Regions from separate parts of the Homo sapiens genome. Here region 2 is linked to region 1. A link is a loop called in an ENCODE intact Hi-C map of the cell type or tissue named here. Cell type or tissue: Caco-2. All regions are shown on one strand. Region 1 overlaps MSH3 (mutS homolog 3). Region 2 overlaps MSH3 (mutS homolog 3).

Region 1 (2,500 bases):
TTCTCCTTCAGTTTTGAAGGATTATTTTGCAAGGTACAGAATTCTAGGTTGGAGAGGTTTGTTGTTTTTTTTTTTTTTTCCTCTCAAAACTTTAGATATTTTACTCCACTCTTTTCTTGCTTTTGTGGTTTCTGAGAAGTCAGATGTAATTTTTATCTTTGAGCTTGTGTGGATAAGGTGTTTCTTCCCTCTGGCTTACTTCAGTATTTTTTTTTTCTTTATCTTTGGTTTTCTGTAGTTTGAATATGATTTGTCTAGGTGTGGTTTTGGGGACATTTATCCCGTTTGGTGTTCCCTAAGCTTCCCAGATCTGTGGTTTTGTGTCTGACATTACTTTGGGGAAATTCTCAGTCATTATTGTTTTAAGTATTTCTTCTGTTTCTTTCTCTCTTTATTTTCTCTCTGGTATTCTCATTAGCTGCATGTTATATCTTTTGTAGTTGTCTCAAACTTTTTGGATATTCTGAGGTTTTTTTCTAGTCTTTTTCTGTTTGCATTTCCATTTTGGAGATTTCTATTAAGATGTCCTCAAGCTCAGAGATTCTTCCCTCAGCTGTGTCCAGTCTACCAGTAAGCTCATCAAACACATTCTTCATTTCCATCACAGTGTTTTTGATCTCTCGTTTCCTTTTGGTTTTTTCTTAGAATATGCATCTCTGTGCTTACATTGCCCATCTGTTATTGCATGCTGTCTGTGTTAACCATAGAGCCCTTAGCATACTAATCAGTTGCTTCCAATTCCCAGTCTGATAATTCCAACATTCCTGCCATAGCTATGTCTGGTTCTGATGCTTGCTCTGTCTCTTCATATTTGTGGGTTTTTACTTTTAGTATGTCTTGCGACTTTTTCTTGACAGCTGGCTATGATGTATTGGGTAAAAGGAACTGCTGTAAGTTAGGTTTTAGTAATGTGCTGGTAAGGGTCTAGGGGAGGAGTCCTATGATTAAGTCTCAGTCTTACCTCCCTCCCACCCCTCAGGTGGGATAGGAAGGCTAGAGTGGGCTGGAGTTGGGTATTTCCTTTCTCTCATATGGAAGGCTAGAGGAGACTGGAGTTGAGTCTTTCCCTTCCCCCAGGTAGGTGAGGCTTTGATAAAACCCCAGCAGGTTAGGCTCCACTTAAGTAGTTTCTTCTGAGGGCAGACCTTGTTAAGAACAGAGTGCCCTGGTGCATTTCAAAATAGTTCTTTCTTTCTTCCCCTTGCCTGAAGCATAAGGGGAATTTACTCCAGTGTTTATTGTGAGAACCAAGTGGAACTCCTGGGAGTAAAACTCACAAAAGTGTGCCCCCTTCCCCCATGACTCGGTTCCCCTGCACTTTTTGACTCTCAGACTTGTTGACACTGAGCCTCCAGCAATTGATCAGTTCCAGTTCCAGTTTTCCTACCCTGATACTGGTTCCTTCAGAGGTTTCTGCCTCCATTTCAGCTCAGGAAAGTTGTGATTCTTTGTATCTGCTTGTCTGTCTCTAACTTGGGGGACAGTGGTTTGCCTGTGACTTCATTTTTCTTACAGATCTAAAGAGTTGATTTTTCAGTTGGTTCTACTTTTTCCTTGTGATGGAGAGGTAACCTCCAACCTTCTTATATGCTAAACTGGAAACCAGAAACTTCCCTGACCTTTTTATGGATGAAAATCTTTATTTTCATGGTTCCTTCTGATCTCTGGATAGGGAAGAGAGATCAGAAAGGAGCAATAAGGGAGGTCATGTGTTGCTGCTGCAGGCCGAGAACAGCCTTGAGGAGCACAGTGTCGGATCCCAGACCCTTAGGTCTTCCGGCTAAAAGTGCCTATCAGCTTGGAGAAGGAGCACCATGGAGATAGGTGGTCCTAAGATCCCTCGGGGCAGATTTTAAGCACAGCTTTTTAAAGAAATCCTGCCTTAATACGTTTATTTGTTATTGTTATCAGAAAGAAGGCACACATTCAGACTTTTAATAAGGTGAATGGCAGGTGAATCAAAACTGGAGTTCTTTGATTTAATTACCTCCTTCTGCCAATATTTAGGCTAAGATTGGTGTTAACTTTCCTCCAGATAGAGGTTTCCAGAATATATAAAATATGCCTTAAAATAATGCTTATTAAAGAATCCATGAGACTGGGTGCAGTGGCTGATGCCTGTAATCCCAGCACTTTGGGAGGCCAAAGCAGGAGGACCCCTTGAGCCCAGGTTCAAGACCAGCCTGGGTAACATAGTGAGACCCCTCTCTACAAAAAATAAAAACAAAAAATTAGCCAGGCATAGTGGTGCACACCTGTAGTCCTAGCTACTTGGGAAGTTGAGGTGGGAGGATCCCTTGAGCCCAGGAGTTTGAGGTTATAGTAAACTATGATTGTGCCATTGCAATCTAGCCTGGATGATAGATTGAGACCCTGTCTCTAAAAAAAAAAAATTTGTTAATTCATACTGACACTAACAAAAATAAACTTTAAAATGGTGGAGGTGAGTGGGGAAAAGTGAAACCTCTGCTTTACAGAATACCAACGAATAAATGTAGGA
Region 2 (2,500 bases), 110 kb before region 1:
CTAGCAGACTTTTCCATGTAAATTAAAATTCTTCATTTCCAATGTTAAATTTCCTTTTTTTTTGTGTACCCAGGATTAATTTGAGATAAATCTAGTAGACCATGTTGTCTGTTGTTAGGCGCCGAATCATGTATCTCTGGGGATCCTACCTTCCCAGAAAGGCAGAGAGAAAATATGCCAGGCATTCAACACTGATGTTTTCAAGTATGAACTTTTCACTGACCTAACACTGATGTTAGCCAAAAACAAACACACGAACCTTTTCTTTGCCCTTTTATTTTAGGTCATGGTTTTTAAACTTTTATACTCCTAATCTATTAAAATCTATTTCAAAAGAATTCCAGTTTAATTTTAATGGCACTTGCAACGTATTCCAAACAAATACCTGGAGAGAATCTGCTGATTAGTCAGTGGCTCAGCTATATAATTAGTCATGTACCACATGACAACATTTTGGTCCTTGGGGATTGCATATACAGAGGTGTTTTCTATGTTTAGAAATGTTTAGACACACAAATACTTACCATTGTGTTACAGTAGCCTACAGTATTTAGTAGAGTAACATGCTGTCTGGGTTTTAGCGTAGGAGCAGTATACTGTACCATATAGCCTAGGTGTGCAGTGGGCTGTACTATCTAATTTTATGTAACTATATGCTCTGTAATGTCCACAGAATGACAAAATTGTCTAACGATGCATTTTCCAGAATGTATCCCCATCATTAAGTGAGGCATGATGGTGTTGTTGTTTATACTGACATAAGTGCCTTACTGATCACATCAGTGGCTCATCCAGACAAATATTCTGTCTCTGACATTGACTGCCAAAGGTTAGTTTAGGGTCTGGTTTTCTTCTACAGTGAGATCGTAGAACAAATAATGGATGACGAGGGGATTTAGCAAAATAATGCAGATCTCCCCAGGTTCTGCAAGATCCCATTGTTTGTCAGTCATCCATGAATTCTCCTAAATCCCTTAAGCTCCTCTTTGTATTTTTATCTTGTTCTAGCTCTTAAGGGCAAACACACAGTTCATAAGTCTAGGACCAGGCATTCAAGTTTCAGAAGACTTTCCACTCCCGTCACCTTTTATTCTATAAAATGGTCTCTTTGGTGCAAAATTTTAATAGTGACTTTTAGAAAGTAAAAATGATTTTTACTTTACTTATTGACTGATTCAAAGAGTTCACTTAGATTATTGAGGCTGGATTTTACTGTACTGATATCACATTAGCTTTTATAAATAGATTATTTTTTCTTATGTGTTCTCACCTGTAGTTTTTATCAGTTCTGCTAATTTTAGGCAAGAAGATTCTTCAGTGTAGTTGTTTTTTAAATAAATGCATGTCACATTGGCATGCCATTATTCTTAAGGCCTTTTAAAATTAGATTATATCGAATTAATTTTTTTTGAGGTTCTGTCTTTGGACTTCTTTCAGTTGATATAGTCTTGTCAATTTTTTATTTACACACACACACACACACACACACACACACACACACACACACCCATATGTATGTCATTGGTTTTGTCAAAAAGCCTGAAAATGCAAATTCTGCTTGTAAATATTGGTAGAGGAGAAAAAAAGAAAACCGTGAGATGAGTCTGTGTTCCAGACTCATTGGTGGGTTATGTGGGATGAGTCTCTAAAATGGTGAGTTAAGCAAAATAATTAATTTCCAAGGCAGATTTGTTTATCTTAGAGGTATTCCACTTTCAGTAGCATACTATATACTTTAAAAATTAAAAGAAATTTAGTTTCTTTCATGAGTACCTCTTTCTTCTACCTGTACTTTACATTTTTTAATTAAAAAAATTTGTAAAGTTTTATCTTTAATTGACAAATAATTGTATATATTTGTATTAGGGTTCTGTAGAGGGAGAGAACTAATAGGATAGATGTATATAAGGAGTATTGACTTACATGATCACAAGGTGAAGTCCCACTGTAGGCTGTCTGCACGCTGAGGGGCAAGGAAGCCAGTCTGAATCCCAAAACCTCAAAAGTAGGGAAGCCAACAGTGCAGCCTTCAGTTTGTCGCCAAAGGGCAGAGAGTCCCTGGCAAACCACTGGTGAAGGTCCAAGAGTCCAAAAGTTGAAGAACTGAGAGTCTGATGTTCAAGGGCAGGAAGCATCCAGCACAGGAGAAAGATGGAGGCCTCAAGACTCAGCCAGTCTAGTCCTTCCATGTTTCTCTGCCTGCTTTTATCATAGCCACACTGGCAGCTGATTAGATGGTGCCCACCAGATTGAGTGTGAGTCTGCCTCTCCTAGCCCACTGACTAAATGTTAATCTCCTTTGGCAATACCCTCACAGATACACCCAGGAACAATACTTTGCATCCTTCCACCCAATCAAGTTGACATTCAGTATTAACCATCACAATATTCATGGGGTACAATGTGATATTTCATTACATATATACATTATAGAATGATCAAATCAAGCTAATTAATATATCTATCACCTCAAACATTTATCATTTTTTTTTGTTGAGAA

The links. Peaks named below come from ENCODE experiments on the same cell type or tissue, not always from the same donor. Only the 100,000 strongest peaks of a DNase experiment are listed, where the experiment ranks them.
Region 2: it touches region 1 in a loop (12-fold over the local background); 1 of 110 quality-filtered maps calls a loop at or near these places.

The regions. Positions count from the first base shown.
Region 1 is chr5:80,860,380-80,862,879 of GRCh38, forward strand. All of the region lies in intron 21 of MSH3 (mutS homolog 3), which reads left to right. Among named protein-coding and RNA genes, the nearest start is that of RASGRF2, 99 kb to the right of the region's middle. In Caco-2, no CTCF peak of the experiment used is centred here; a DNase peak (open chromatin) is centred at 1,022.
Region 2 is chr5:80,747,227-80,749,726 of GRCh38, forward strand. All of the region lies in intron 12 of MSH3 (mutS homolog 3), which reads left to right. Among named protein-coding and RNA genes, the nearest start is that of DHFR, 93 kb to the left of the region's middle. RefSeq lists an enhancer at 625-1,185. In Caco-2, no CTCF peak of the experiment used is centred here; no DNase peak of the experiment used is centred here.